2 separate regions of the Mus musculus genome follow, and region 2 is linked to region 1. The links are chromatin loops, found by intact Hi-C in ENCODE. Cell type or tissue: heart. All regions are shown on one strand.

Region 1 (8,000 bases):
CAGACTAAATGGACATGTACAGATTGACATACTTAAGGGCCAACCCCAACATGGATGCCATCTGGGATAAACATAGGAAGAAAGCATGAGGAAAGGAACTTTCTACAGACCCTTGACTTGTTCAGGGCGGCCAGAGTGACCTACAGTAACTAACCACTCTCTTTTTTCCCCCTAAGTCAGGGTTTCTCTGTGTAGCCCTGGCTGTCCTGGAACTCACTCTGTAGACAAGGCTGGCCTTGAACTCAGAAATCCGCTTGCCTCTGCCTCCCAAGTGCTGGGATTAAAGGCATGCGCCACCACTGCCTGGCTATCTAACCACTCTTGATGTCCTCTCCTGCAGAACATTGGGAAGATATGGAAATGTGACTGGGGGGTGGGGGGGCAGAAGGAAAAGGCTCTGACCTGAAACAGCAGCAGCCCCAGCTCCAGCACTGTGCCAGGAAAAGGTTGATGCTCAGGAAGAGCAAGGCCATAGCTACTGGGTCATTGAAGAGCCGCAGTACAAAGATGGAATGGACACGGTAAGAGGCACAACACATGAAGAAAAAGACGAAGGGAGGTACCTAAAGGGTGGGCACCAACGTCAGCTCCCCAAACCTGAGCCACCCCCACCACCCACTTCAGGCCAGGGCCAGTTGGTCCTGTGGCATCAACTCACCTTGGAGGTCTGGTGGTATATCAAGAAAACAAGCACCAAGGTGACAAGGTAGAGTACAGCAAAGATGTTCTGGGCCATAGGGATATCAGTGCCCCGGTCAGTAGCATAGAATAGCCCCGTAAAGATGTACAAAAACCCAGCTGGGTAGCTGGAAGATGAAAGGAAATATGAGCCTAGGGCAGGACTATCAGCCTGGTACCCACCCAGCCCTTCACAATGCCTTCAGACTTCCTATCCTCACTCACACAAGAGGTCCGGTGTCACCCTGCAGCTGTGTGTAGTCATATGTGCCATTGATGAAACCCTCCACCTGGGCCATGTAGGCCTTCCAGTCAATCTCTGTGTCTGGAAGAAGATAACATGGTCTCGTTCCTTCTGAGTCCAGAACTTGCCTACTTCTAAACCCCATGCCTTCAGACCACCAAAGCCCAGAGATTCTACCTCATTCCCAGGTTTCTCCCATTATCGTCCCTGATGTAACCACACCTACGGCATTCTCTGGGTGAACCCATATATTTCGTCTGTGTGTTATGTGTGCATGCATATGAAGGTCAGGAGTTGACACTGGTGTCTTCCTCTGTCATTTATATAACAGAGTCTAGCTAGTCAGTTTGCTTCAAGGATCCCTTGTCCTGCCTCTCCAGTGCCGTGATCATAGATGGGTCACCATGCCTGCCTGGCATTTATGCCTAATGCTAGGAATGTGAACTATGGGTCTCACATTTGCATGGTAAATACCACGTGCTAAGCTATCTCCTTAGGCCCATGAATGTGGGTGTCTTAAACTCAAATGTGTAAAACTGATTTTATGATCTTTCTTCCTACTCCAAATTTACTCTTTCCTGTATTCTTCAAGTAGTACTTCTCTCCTTTTCAGTTTGTGTGTGTGTGTGTGTGTGTGTGTGTGTGTGTGTTTACAAGACAGGGTTTCTCTGTATAGCTCTGGCTATCTGGCTGTCCTGGAACTCTGTAGACTAGGCTGGCCTTAAACTCACAGAGATCCACTTGCTTCTGTCTCCCAAGTGCTGGGATAAAGGCGTGTGCCACCACCACCCAGCTTCTTAGTTCTTGAAACAGTCTTGTTCTCTTTCTCTGTCTTGTGTGTGTTCATATGCACATGTGTGGATTCACACATAAGTGAGTGTACATGCATGTGAGTATGAGTGTGGAGGTTAGAGGTTAATGGTGATTCTCTTTCTGGAATGTTCCTCACTCTCATTTTAAGAACAGGGTCTTTATAAGCCAGTTGTGATGGTGTCCACCTTTAATCTCAACAACACTCAGGAGCCAGAAGAAGGCAGATTTCTGTGAGCTTGAGGCCACTGTGGTCTACATAGCAAAGCCAATCAGGGCTACTTAGTGAGACTCTGTTTTGTTTTGTTTTTTTAAAAAAAGACTGATCCTGGAAGACACCAGTACCTAATGGACTTAAAAGGTCACAAAATGCACTCTTTAAAAGGACTTTCAAGACCTAAGAATTAAAAGCATGAAAAATCAGATCTGCGGTGGGAAGTGACTGTCTAAGGCTACAGACAAGCATCAGGAACAGCAGCAGCAACAGCACATTAATTCTGGCCAGAACTTCGTGGCTGCTTATGCTTTCTTAGCAGGCTGAATGTTAAACGCAGGAGGTAATCTCTGGGTAACCTCCCTCCCATATGGGAGAGAGATTATGATCGCTGTTCTGGAAAATGGGCTTGGGTCAGGTAAAGGATATGGGTTTGATCGGTGAATGAAAGCTCTGTAATCTAGTTTGGGTATCCCTCCCTCCCTCCGGTTCTCTCCCCTTCAGTGAACTCACATGCCACCCTGTGAATGACCCAGAAGGTGATGCCCACCTCTGCTATGCAGAGGCAGGAGGCCACCAGCAATGTGTAGCGCGGTTCCCGCAGCAGTAGGTAGCGTTCTTGCCAGGCACGCTGTAGCCATTGTTTCCAGATTCCTGCCGGCTGGCCGACAGAAGCCGGCTGGCCGCGTTTCCGCAGCCCAGCAGCCATCTTGACAGTGCACCACTCTTTTGCTTCCACCACCCGGGAAAACCAACTCTCACACACTAGGTTCCGGTCTCACGCTCTGGGCGTCTTCTCAAACTAAATGCTGAGCCGAGTAACCAGAAGTCTTATTTACTAAAAATCAGTCTGTTAATTAGACTCAGGGAGCTGGAGTTTCTAGGCCAAAATGATTCATTGGCTACATATTTAGTGCTTATTATACACAGTGGTGAGAGATATTTCTAATGTGAATATGTGCACCGGAATAAGGATAAGATAGCTAGTCCTTAGAACGCATCTCCTTTGAAAGACTACACGATGTTGTAATATAAATATACATATACTTCTCGGTGTATGTCCCTTTCAGAGCACATAAACACGAGTATATCAGTGTTTGCCCAGAAAACAAAACAACAGTTCTGTTCTCTTCTCCAAGCCCAGCTTTCCACTCTGCCTATGCCCAGAGTAGTTGTGTTCACGTAGAGGGGAAAGCTCCTTTCAGTATTCCTCCCGCCTTCCCAAGTACCCGAAGGTGCTCCAAAAATCTTGGGAAGAAGGGAATCTTTAATTAATCACGCCTCTTATTGGAAAGGGTTATTGAAAACCGAACACGAGAGGATGCAGTAATGAGCCTGGTCACGTCTAGTGACCAGATCCGGTTTGCCACGAGGAGATGTGGTCGAGTTTAGACGGGCAGTTCGTTAATATGACACCAAGTAATTCAGCTTCCCAGCCGGACGATTTTCAAAAAAGAGCTTAGAAGGTGACGGAAGTTCCACGTGTTTGTGTGGAGCAGCTGCAGGGGAGGGCGGAGACACAGGCTCCGCCTTCCATTTCTTACCTCGGTGATTGGGCTCCTTAGTCCCGCCCTGGCTGCGGCGCTGCCCTGAGCATGGCCTCTCCCCGGACTCCGGTGTCCCCTCCGGAGTTACCGGAGAAGAACTTCCAGTACCGCCAAGTCCAGTACTGGGACCAGCGCTACAAAGACGCGGCCGACTCTGGACCCTACGAGTGGTTCGGAGACTTCGCTTCCTTCCGTGCCCTCCTAGAGCCGGAGCTGTGTCCTGAGGACCGTATCCTCGTGCTAGGTGGGTAGTGTCCCAGCCACCAGTCGCTGGCCAGATCACATCCGCTTTCTTCTCTTCTGCTTTCTCCTGTACCAGGACGCCCCAGTTCGGAGCCAACACCCAGTACCTTCAGAATCTGTCTGTATTTAACAAGGGCAGACAGAATAAGAGATCGTCAGGACTTTGGAAAAAGACAGTCCTTTGGTGTCCCAGCGAGGGGCATTACCCTGCCCCAGACACTGGAGGCACCTAGGACACTGGAAAGCATATCTCTGTGGACCTACTTCAAGTCCCAGCATTTAACTGGCTGTGTAACCTAGGACAAGTCATGAATCCATTGTGTGTTTCAGTTTCCGTTTCTAGAAATGGGACTGCAAATTTTTCTGGAGTAAATCGTGTGCACCTCGAGCATAACACCTAGTTTTCTTTTCGCACCAGCGGGCACCCGGAGTTGTTGTCAGGTAAAGGGAGTCACCACTTCTCTGAACTCCAGGAGAAAAGTTTGGTCCTAAACACTCATAGGGTAGAATAATGCTGAGTCTGATGGAGAATTGCAGCTGAGGTAGGTGTCAACAAGAGCGATGCTAGGATGTCAGCTGCTGGATACTCAGGAAAAGTTTGAATGAGTTGAGTTGCCTTCCAAATATAGTTTGTAAACGTTTTGTTCAAGAAGCCTGTATACATTTTGGGTTTTTTGTTTTTGTTTTTGTTTTTAGACAGGGTCTCACTATGAAATCCTGGCTGGCTTGGAACTCACCTTATAGAATAGGCTGGCTTTAAACTCACAGAGATCCAACTACCTCTGCTTCTAAAGCCTGTATACATTTAAGTGGAATACTTGATAGGGATAAAAAGGGTATCTCTTATACATATAGTATATATATTTTGGGGGGGGGGGAGTAGAAAATGACCAGGACTAGAAAGGATAACCTAGTGGCTAAGAATTTGGACTCTGAGAGCAAGTAGTTAATGGTAGAAATTTGGTTTAGCTGGAATTGTAATCTTGTACAAAATCTTTAAATTTCTGTGCCTCTATTTTCAAGCCTTAAGAAAATAAAAACCTAGCTGGGTGTGGTGACTCACACCTTTAATCCCAGCCTTGGGAGCAAGAGGCCAGCCTGGGCTATGCAGCAAGTTCCAGGACAGCTAGGAGGCTACATAGAAAGACCCTGTTTCAACAAAACAACATAAGTAAATAACTAAGAAAATGAGAACCTACAGATGAGATCTTCTGGTGATTAGACGAGTATGTGAAGCATCTAGACCAATACCTGGCTAAAAGCTTCGTGTGTCCTTGGAGTTTGCTTATGGTTTCCCCGTAACCTCTCCCCACTAGAAGTAAACAGTTTCTTGAATTCTGTGGTTGTATACTATTGCGTTTATTTATAGAGTTACCACAGAACTACGTTTATCAAGCTTTAGTGCCTTTCAAAATTAACTGGCAAGTTAGGCTCCACTCTGAGATTCTAATTCCAGGGAAGTCTAATATAGAAGCTAGGGACCTTTTTTCTTTTGTTGAAATGGGGTCTTGTTATGTAGCAGTCTAGCCTGACATTTACTGATTAGGATATTTTCCACCCCTACCTCCTAAAGGCTGGGATTGCAGGTGGGCACCAGCAGGCCTGCACTCAGGGCTCTGTTTTCAGCAGTCTCCACAGCTGATTGTCATACTGCTGGTGGGCAAGACATCTGTCTTCGTTAAAATCTTAGCATCGCCGGGCGGTGGTGGCGCACTCCTTTAATCCCAGCACTCGGGAGGCAGAGGCAAGCAGATTTCTGAGTTCGAGGCCAGCCTGGTCTACAGCGTGAGAACTGATGTTCTCTAATAAAACTTTTTTTCTCTGCCTCCCAAGTGCTGGGATTAAAGACGTGCGTCACCACTGCCCGGCATAAAACTTATGTTTAAGACAGAGTCTCCTGTAGTCCTGGCTGGCCTAAAACTCACAGGTAGACTAGTCTGGCATCAGACTCACAAAGCTCTGTCTGCCTTTGCCTTCTGGGTGCTGAGATTACAGACGTGAGCCACTATACCTACCCAAAGCTTTATTTATCAAAAGGAAATAAAGATTCTACTGTAAATCAATCTACTGTCTTGGGTTGAGTTCCCCAGAAAGGATCCCAAGAAGGAGATTCCTGTCCAAGTCATTCATCCAGTAGTGGCTTCCAGGAAAAACTGACAGGTAAGAACGGAGAATGGAGAGAGGCAGCCAGGTGTGGTGGCGCACGCCTTTAGTCCCAGCACTTGGGAGGCAGAGGCAGGTGGATTTCTGAGTTCAAGGCCAGCCTGGTCTACAGAGTGAGTTCCAGGACAGCCAGGGCTACACAGAGAAACCCTGTTTCGAACAAACAAAACAAAACAAAAACAGAATAGGGAAAGTAAAAAAAGATAAAACTGTGATCTCAGGCAAAATCTCGAGAATAATTTTGGCCTGAAGGGGCACAGATGACATGACGACCTTGAGAAGCAAATACCAAAACCTGGGGACAGACTAACGCTTACAAAAGGGCTACAGGGGTCTGGTCAGAACATTGGCAGTGTCTGCAGTCATGGGCATGTGAACTGCAGATGCTCTCTGATAGCAGGATTTCTAGTTCTGCTGTCTTGCCATGCAGCGCACAAGGAGAAGCAGTAATAGCTTCATAGTGAAATACAGCCCACTGGTCATGCTAACGTAGCCCAAGCTGCAGTGTCCCACCAGGCTTGAGTGGGCCTCTTGGAAACTGAGAGGCAGCTGAGCATCGTGGTTAGAAGCTCTGGCTTGGTGTGAAACAGATGTCAGCCCAAATTCTGGCTCCATCTCTGTTGTGTCCTTGGAAAGCTCCTTAACTATTTTCCTCAATTTCTCCACCTAAAAACTGAGAACAATAAAATACTATTTCTGCATGAATCAATATTGAAAATAAACTAAGAATTCTTATGAATTACTTAGCATAATACTGAGTGTTCAGTGACTACTACCTGTAACAGTTTGGGGGGAGGGCTAAGGATGTCACTCAGTTCATTAAGTTCTTGTCTAGCTTGTAGGAAGCTGAGGGTTCAATTCCTAGTATCATGTAAATTGCAAATAGTCCATATTTCACATAAATCTGAATCCCAGTGATCCAGAAGTAGAAGTGTCAAGTTTCAAACCTGGAACCAATGGCTGAGGTGCCTACTTAACATATCAAAGTTGGGCTGGAGAGATGGCTCAGCAGTTAAGAGCACTGACTGCTCTTCTGAAGGTCCTGAGTTCAAATCCCAGCAACCACATGGTGGCTCACAACCATCTGTAATGTCTTCTGATGCCCTCTTCTGGTGCATCTGAAGACAGCTAAAGTGTACTTAAATATAATAATAAATAAATCTTTAGGCCAGAGCAAGCAGAGGTCCTGAATTCTAATTCCCAGCAACTACATGATGGCTCACAACTACAGTGTACTCATATACATTCATTAAATAAATAAATAAATAAATATTTTATGCATTCATTCATTCATCTGGTACTAAAACCCAGGAGAAGAAAGATCAGAATTTCAATGCCATTCTCAACTACATAGGCAGCCTATCTAAAAAGAAAACACTTTAATTTTTTTCTCTTTAATGTCTTTCTCTTTTTTTCTTTTTGAGTGTGATTTCACTATGTAGCCCAGGCTGGCCTGGAACTTAGAGACCTACCTGCCTCTGCCTCCTCAGTGCTGGGATTAAAGGTGCCTGCAACCCAGCCCAGCCTGTTTATGATTTTTGAGGCATGGTTACGATACATGGGCTGGCCTGGAACTTACTATGTAGATGAGGCTGGCTTTGAATTCCTAATCTCATCATTCTATGATATTGATAAATAAGAATTGGAAGCAGTCTGGATACCAAGAAAGTGAGATCCCTTTATGGAACCTGCCAAGAGCTGCTATCTAGCCCCATTCTTAGCCCAAGATGGGCTACTGGAAGACCTGCAAAAGAGCACTTTCTTTCAAAGCAATGTAAATTGGGCTGTCCTCCCTCTCCTTGACCCTGCCCTCTTAGAGACTGCATTCTTTTGTTGTTATTTTTGAAACAGGGTCATACTTTAGCCCAGGCTGACCTCCAACTCAGAGTCCACCTGCCTCTGCCTCCTAAATGCTGGGATTAAAGTTATGAGACTATGCCTAGCTTAGAGATTGCATTGTAGATAATTTACTCCAAATTTCCCTGCACCCCATCCCCAACTCCCAAGGCACGGATTATTTCTCAGCTCTTCTGAGTCAGTGTCTTTGAAATTCTTGGCAGACTCACCTCAGGTAGGGTCTGTTGCCTGTGTGATGCTAGTT
Region 2 (8,000 bases), 94 kb before region 1:
AGACTTGGAGAGAGGGACGTTACTTCTAGGATGCTGGCTGAGGAGGACGGTCAGCTGGATGCTTTCTCTGCCTCTGAGCTAGCAGGCTTTCACCTCAGTATCTGGCTCCCAAGTCTTCACTGGTAAAATTGAGTGATAGAGATTTTGTTTAAAAACAACAACAAATACCTTCAAATTTATGAAGGAAAATTATTTTCAACTCAATTGTATTTTTTTCTAAGTGTGTGTGTGTGTGTGCGCGCGCTCACGGGTTTGTGTGAAGGTGTTGGGGAGCACACGAGTGGCAGCATGCCTGTGGAGGTCTCCTACCATATGGATCCTGGGGATCAAACTAGACTGCCAGGTCTAGCCTTGCACCAACCTCAACCTCAATCATATTCTAGACATACAGCTCAAAGAATCTGGGCCTTAGTGGTATAAATCATGCCTACATCCACAAGACCCAATAAACAAACAAACAAATCCCTTTCTAGGTGTAGCACAAACCTGTGATCCTTGGCAGGACTTCCAGTTTTAAGAGCAGCCTGAGCTACATGCAGTCTCAGCTACAGAAACACCAAAACCAAAATTGCATCTATCTTTCTTTCTTCCTTTCTTTCTTTCTTTCTTTCTTTCTTTCTTTCTTTCTTTCTTTATTTATTTATTTATTTATTTTTAAGAGCAGCCTGAGCTAAATGCAGTCTCAGCTACAGAAACACCAAAACCAAAATTGCATTTTTCTTTTTTTTTTTTTTGATTGATTGATTTATTTATTATATGTAAGTACACTGTAGCTGTCTTCAGACGTACCAGAAGAGGGCATCAGATCTCATTATGGGTGGTTGTGAGCCACCATGTGGTTGCTGGGATTTGAACTTCGGACCTTCGGAAGAGCAGTCGGGTGCTCTTACCCAGTGAGCCATCTCACCAGCCCCAAAATTGCATTTTTCATGCTTTCAAAGAGACCTGTCAAAGGATGCAGTGAGCCTCACTAAAATAGAAATAAAGTGTCCAAGAAAAAAGATCCAGCTTGGAGGAGAAGTGCCCCTGGGGATGCAGAGAAGTCCCAGATGACAGCTAGATAGAGACAGCAGGCAGTGTTCACCAGAGCAAACAAAGCTGGTTTACCTAATAGATTGGACTGGTGAACAAGATGTGTCCTGAAAAACTGCATTGTGTGCAAACAATTATTGGTTTAAAAAATAAATAAATAAAGCCAGGCAGTGGTGGCGCACACCTTTAATCCCAGCACTTGGGAAGCAGAGGCAGGCGGATTTCTGAGTTCCAGGCCAACCTGGTCTACAGAGTGAGTTCTAAGACAGCCAGGGCTACACAGAGAAACACTGTCTTGAAAAACCAAAAATAAAATACAAACAAACCAAGAGAAAAAAAAAAAAAAAGCAAAAGAAACAAGTAATATACCAAGCTTAGCAGTACTTTTACTGTCAGTGTTAAGTACTCTCGACTTAACAATCATGGCTTCAATATTTTAAGAAAGTAAAAGTGGGAAGTTAATGGGCAATGTCTAGAATGTGTAAATCAAGAAATAAGCCAGGCATCACATGCCTGTAACCCCAGCCACTCCAGGAGTGTACAGGCAGGAGAGTAGAAAATTCAGGGTCATCCTGGACTCTGTTTTTAATATTAGGGCGGGAGAAACAGCTCAACAGTTAAGAGGGCTTGCTGTTCCTACAGAGTTTAGTGTCTGGCATCTCAGCAGGTGGATCACAGCTTCCCGAAACTTTTTTTTTTAAGATATATATTGTCACTGTCTTCAGACATCACTGTCTTCAGACATACCAGAAGAGGGCATTAGATCCCATTACAGATGGTTGTTAGCCACCATGTGGTTGCTGGGAATTGAACTCAGGACCTCTGGAAGAGGTCTTAACCACTTAGTTCTCTCTCCAGCTCCTGTGACTCTAATTCCAAGAGACTGACACCCTCTCCTGGTCATCTCAGATACCTATAATCTGTGCAGGGGGTAAAAACAAACCTTGAAAAGTTTTAATGCATTTTATTTATGCACAGACATTATTTGGAGAAAAAGATTAAATGAAGGATATAAACTGAAAACATGTAACTGCTACTGAATGCTTTCTGCTTATAATAAAAAAATTGGTTATGATGTAATGAGAAAAAGTCTAGAGAGGTATATAGATGTCAGATTATTAAGGGCCTTGTGTGTCATGTTGAGGGTATATGAAAGTCATATTGGGTAATGTGAAGAGGTTTCTGGGCAGAAGAGGTGACTGAAATGCAGGCATGTAATCAGAGAGAGAACTCAGAAGCTTGAGGCAGGAGAATTGTCAGGAGTTTCAAAGCCACACCTGACATACATTGTTACAGCTGAGAAGCTGAACCACCAACTGACTATAGGTAGTTTTGACATCTACTGTCCCAATCATACAGGGTTTCTCTGTTTAGCCCTGGCTGTTCTGGAACTTGCTCTGTAGACTGGCTGGCCTCCAACTCAGAGATTTGCCTACCTATCCAGTGTTTGGACTAAAGTAATGTTCCACCACACCTGGCTGCTTGCATTCTTTCTTAACTCAAATTTTTTCTTTTCTCTTTCTTTTGTCCTTTTTTTCCTCTTCTTTTCCTTTCTTTCTTTCTTTCTTTTTCTTCTCTGTATTTCTCCCTCTCTCTAAGAGAGGAGTTCCCTCCATAGTCCTGCTGTCCTGAAGCTCTCTGTAGGCCAGGCTGGCTTAAACTCACTGAAAGACACCTGCCTCTCTCTCCTGAGTGCTGGAATTAAAGGTAAGCGCTACCACACCCACTCAGTCCATTTCTCAAACTACTTGTTCATAGAGACGCTGAGATTATAGGGATAAAAACTTGAACTTGCTCAGCCCTCAAGGAACTCAGTACGGTCCGGTGGCAGCAACTGTGCTGTCAGCAGAATCCAAAAATCCGAGTTGAAGCCACCCGGCATCCAGGGATCCAGTTAGGTCTTCAAATCCATTCTCTTCTGCAGTCGGTGACACTTCTCTTCCATCCCTCCCCTCCTGCCCGGGACCCTGCACACGGTTCCGCCAGTCCCACCGGGCTGAGACTTCCAGGTCCAGCTGCCTGAACCCGGAGCACAGGGGACCCAGCGCCGCCCTGTGGGTGGGCGGGCAGTCGGCCGCAAGCAGCCAGCGCGGCTCGGAGGCGGGGCGGGGCCGCACTGGGCTCGGCCCAGAGCCGGGAGGGCCCAGGCCACCGGAAGAGTCGCGATCGCCAGCGGAGCGCCGGGAGTGGGGAGCGGAAGCGGTGGCGGGCGGCGCTGGGACCCGGGAGCGGCCGGAGAACAAGGGAGCTGGCGGCCCGGCCGGCGGCTGAGTGGGGCTGAGCAGCGGGCCGCGCCGAGCGCCGAGCTCTGCCGGAGAGGCCCGGCCCCGCTGCCCAAGCAGGCCGCGCGCCGCGGGGCCGAGGCCGGAGCCATGGGCGAGACCAAGATCATCTACCACCTGGACGGCCAGGAGACGCCGTACCTGGTGAAGCTGCCCCTGCCCGCCGAGCGCGTCACCTTGGCGGACTTTAAGGGCGTTCTGCAGCGGCCCAGCTATAAGTTCTTCTTCAAGTCTATGGACGACGATTTTGGGTGAGGATGGCCCCCGCCCCGCCTCCCGGGAGCCCGGGTCGCTCCGCTGCTAGGGGCCAACACAGCCAGTTCCGACTCCCCTGACTGCACTGGTTTCTAGCCCCGCTTCCAGCAAGGGAGCGACTCGGTGACTTGGGACACACTTGACTTTGAGGGACTCCCAGTCACCTCTTGGAGGCCTTGCCCCCCTGGTCCAGCGAGACGTCCCTCCCTAAGCAATCGGTTCCTACCATTCAAGCCCCCTCACCTCCCCACGGTCCAGCGGCCCCCCCCAGAGACATACATCCTTTCCACTCCAGTCCAAAGCCAGAATTCTCAGTCCTTCCAGGTGCCACCATTTAAGCATAAAGTTGGAGTATATTGACACCCGGCCTGCCTTCCCGGTCTTCTGAGCTCTGCAACTCAGAGCCTTATTTGGAGTGTGCTGTATCTAGGGCTGTAGCTGGTGGGACTTTGAACTGGAGAAGGAGGCGTTGGGGGCTGTTCTACCAGGCTGGATGATGGACCTGATGTTTGTCAAGCAGATTCCCCTCTCCCCTGGGCCGATGGGGTGTTGCCTGACTCAGAGGAGTTCTCACTAGCCAGGTGCTGGGGCCTTTTCTTTCCTGATGGTAGTCCCAGCAGAGATGTTGCATAGGGCTTCAGAGCCTGGATGGGAAGACTAGGAAGGGCCTATTGATGTTCTCTCTTGTCTTCCCCTCCCTACCCTGCTGCAGGGCTTTTGATGGGCAGTTTGGAAGCTGGGACTGCCCCTTTAAGAGAGGTTGGAATGTTGGAGCCTGAGGGTTTTGTAGCAGCTGGCCTGAGAGGGGGGTGGAGGGGGAAGACACACACACACACACACACACACACACACACACACACCCCTCTCCAAGGGGCTGAGGCTTGCCTACATTAACTGGACGGTCGGCCTAGAGGCTATGGAGAACACACACACACACAAACACCCTACCCCTCCCTGGGCCCTTCAAGGCCTGAAGGTCCCTCTGATGCACTTGCCTGAGGCCTGCACTGTGCTTGCAGCTGAGGCCCCAGAGCTGGGTGAGGGGAGATATCCCACCACCACCCCCAACCCCCCGCCCCCTGTGTACATTAGTCTGGCTTCTCTCCCAAGGCCTGCCCTCCCAGCCCCAGGAGGCAAGCACCTTCTGTCTCCTGCCGGACTTATTTGTCATTTTCTACCCCTGGAACTCAGCATTCGATGAATTCTTAGAAGTGTTTGTGTGTGTGTGTGTTGGAGAGTGGAGAATAGATCTATTACTGATTCTGTTCTTGCCCTGGGATGAGACTCTTGTGTGATAATGATTGTCTGGCTTTAGTCTAGAATAGGCAAACCTGGTTGAAAGACCCTGAAAATGATATATCTGGAAGAACTAAGGATAGGAGGTAGGTGTCTCAACCTGGCATGAGAGGAATAAGAGTAGGGTCTTTCTTATTATCCGAAGGAACTGGGATAATATTTCAGGGTATGCTAGGCCAGATGTCTTGAGGGGTTAGAATCGTCTTGTATCTCTACCCGGACTTGCCTCTGGGGACCACTGTGAGCTGCTTCCTGCTTTCCTAAGGTTGTCGTGGGAGCAGGTCTAACTATAGTTATAAGAGGGCCCCCATTGCATCTGCTCACTGCTCAGGAATATCTTTCTTTAAATCAACTATTGAACTAAGTAACATTTATCATATGCCACTTTAAGCCATTTTGTATCTACCCGTGGTCCTTGAAGCACCCTTTGCAAAATATCGGTTGGCTGTTCTACCAGAATTGAGACCAATGCTAAGAATCAAGTGGGTGTTCTTATTTGGCTTATTCCCCCCAATCTACGAGAATAAGTGAGCAAAAGACCCAGCAAGGCCATCCTTTTCAGAGTTAGGATAGCAGAGGATCCCGTTGACAGCTTATTTCATTTTTTATTTTACAAGCCCATCATATGGTACTTACAGTCTGCCTGACAGTGATGTCATCACTTGTACATCTTGCATCTTGGAGTCCTCACACCAGTCTATGAAATGGACACTGATGAAAATCAGGAGACTAGAATGAAAAAGGCCTCAATAAAGCTGACCCTAGGCCACACAGCTGGTAAATGACAGAATTTGTTTGGATATGGGGGACTCTCACTCCAAAATATAAAGTCTGGATCACACCATTGTAGAGGTGTGTGTGTATGTATGTATGTATGTATGTGTATGTGTGTTTGTATAGGTGTCAGAGGGAGAGAGGGAGAGAGAGAACATGAGAGAGAGAGACAGAACGAAAGAGAGCACACACACACACAACACCGGTGAGGAATACTATATTATGTAAATGGCCATTCTATAGATTTCTCCTCTCCAGAAGGATGGTAAGCCTTGGCAAACTGGGAATGTCAGAGGCCACTTCAGGCGGCCTAGGCCAGTAACCCCCGTTGACAAAGCCTGTCAAAGGAGGAAGCCTGCTGGCCTCCACCTCAGGTTCAGAATGTGGGACCTAAGGAGTCCCCAACTCTCACCTGGTCTCCAAAGCTATTTGTGAAGCACGGGGTAGACTTAGTGCCATTAAGTTCCTTGGGAGAGTCAGGGAAAGGGCTCAGTGCATAAAGGCCATTGCCACCAAGCCTGGTGACCTGAAGTCTATCCTCAGGACTCATAGAGTAGAAGGAAAAAGTTGTCCTCTGACCTACACACACACACACTAAAATGTAATAAAGTTTTTAAAAAGAAAAGGAGACATACTTAATGTGTGAGTGTGGATTTACTAACAGTTGGAGAGTCAGTAACTAGTTTTTATTATATTCTTGGACCATACCTGTCATCTAAGAATTCCATTTACCAGGATGAGACAAAGGTTGGCTAAATTAAATGATATCTCTAAGGTGGGAGAGCTACTGTGTGGTAGAATTGAGAGTTGGGCCTGTGCTTACCTGACTCAGTCTGAGTGAAAAGGAGAGGACAGGTCTGGTGAGACTGCTGTGGAGCCCAGATAGCCAAGCTCTACCACGGCAGGTTCTAGTCCAGGTTCCCCCAAAGCTGCTGCTGATGGTCGCGAGTCAGCAGAGGTTTGTAGAGCATTGGCGACCCTCTAGAAAGAGAAGAAACCCCTGCAGTATGGGAGTGTGTGTGTGTCGAGGGGGTAGGTCTGCTAAGGGAGATGAGGAGACTCGCAGGACATAAGAGTCCTGTGTGTTACATGAATCCTCTTTCCTCTTGAGGCCAGGTTGGCTGGTAGGTCTGGGCTGTTTTCTTGGGGTCCTTGCAGCACTAGAAGTGGTAGGGAGATGGAGCTGGGAGGGAGGACCGTAGGCTTGGATTGCCAGCTTCTTTGTGAGTTAAAGAATGTGACTACTACAAGGAGCCAGACCCTTCGCCCCTCTAAGGAGGGAGGGAGGACCAAGCCTCACGGCTTCTGTGCATCCTCAGCCTGTATCCCCCTAGCTGATGATCATATTTGTCTAGCTCAGTGCTCCTGGGGTGCTTGATAGCCTACCTCTCCACAGTTTCCATCCCCATCTCTGGCTCTAAACCATAGTTGTTATCCAACTTCTGGCCCCTATCACATTCCCAAGGCCAGACTGCATATCATGACCACATTAATGCCCCACCCCAATCTGTCATCAAAGGGGGAAAAGTGACACGGAGGGAAAGAGAATTGAAGTCAGAACAGCCTGGGGTTTAGATCCAGCTCTACCGCCTCTCAGTATGATAACCATGATGAGTAACCAAATGTCGGTTTCTTTGTTCCTGAAATGAGAATTATATTCTCTACCTAGTGAGGCTGGAGTAGCCTTGGCTGTCCTGGAACTCTTTCTGTAGACCAGGCTGGCTTCCAACTCAGCCTGCCTCTGCCTTCCAAATGCTGAGATGTGCCACCACTGTTTTTCTGTTTTGTCTTTAATTATATGTTCTAATTATAGGAGTAGAAGATGTAGCAGATAAGAATGCAGAGTCACACAGGCTAGGACTCAAACACCAGCTTGTGAGTGGTGTGATTGTTGATAGATTATTGAACCTGAGTTTAGTTACCCACCTTCTACATGCTACAAGTGCTTAGCAGAATGGTAGGCTCATAAGGCATGCTCAGTAAACATAAACAGTTGTCACTGTTAGTTTCTTCCTTTTGGGGGGTGGGTGGGTGAGAGTCCTCATGTATCCCAGGCCAGCCTCAAGCTCCCAACCTTACACTGATCCTTCTGCCTCCTCCTCTGCAGTACCGCGATTACAGGCATATGGAACCATGCCCAGCGCATGTAGTGTGTGTCAAATGTCTTTGTATATGCTGGGCAAGCATGCTGCCATCTGAGCTGCATTGCCAGCCTCTTTCCTTCTTACTGTTTGTAACAGAACTACATTATATAGCCCAGGCTTGCCTCATAATCCTCCTGCCTCAGCCTCCCAAGTGCTGCCTGGGATTACAAATATGTTCTGTGTGGATGGTCACGGAATGCCTTCTCTTTCCTAGTTC

Evidence for each region. Peaks named below come from ENCODE experiments on the same cell type or tissue, not always from the same donor. Only the 100,000 strongest peaks of a DNase experiment are listed, where the experiment ranks them.
Region 2: a loop joins it to region 1, with 1.9 times the contacts of the local background. A loop is called at or near these places in 9 of 42 quality-filtered maps.

The regions. Positions count from the first base shown.
Region 1 is chr16:20,608,084-20,616,083 of GRCm38, forward strand. It overlaps Alg3 (asparagine-linked glycosylation 3 (alpha-1,3-mannosyltransferase)), which reads right to left and starts at 2,678. Exons shown (of 9, transcript NM_145939.3): 1 at 2,460-2,678; 2 at 904-1,003; 3 at 659-806; 4 at 403-563. The coding sequence starts at 2,655. Eef1akmt4-ece2 (Eef1akmt4-Ece2 readthrough) reads left to right here and starts at 3,518. Exons shown (of 20, transcript NM_177941.1): 1 at 3,518-3,737. The coding sequence starts at 3,542. It overlaps Eef1akmt4 (EEF1A lysine methyltransferase 4), which reads left to right and starts at 3,518. Exons shown (of 3, transcript NM_025462.2): 1 at 3,518-3,737. The coding sequence starts at 3,542. In heart, a CTCF peak has its summit at 3,978; DNase peaks (open chromatin) are centred at 2,578 and 3,518; H3K4me3 peaks cover 3,098 bases; H3K27ac peaks cover 2,139 bases.
Region 2 is chr16:20,513,791-20,521,790 of GRCm38, forward strand. Dvl3 (dishevelled segment polarity protein 3) reads left to right here and starts at 3,196. Exons shown (of 15, transcript NM_007889.3): 1 at 3,196-3,565. The coding sequence starts at 3,405. Gm16618 (predicted gene, 16618) reads right to left here and starts at 3,990. Exons shown (of 3, transcript NR_167658.1): 1 at 3,849-3,990; 2 at 1-119. In heart, a CTCF peak has its summit at 3,084; DNase peaks (open chromatin) are centred at 3,141 and 4,341; H3K4me3 peaks cover 2,757 bases; H3K27ac peaks cover 2,391 bases.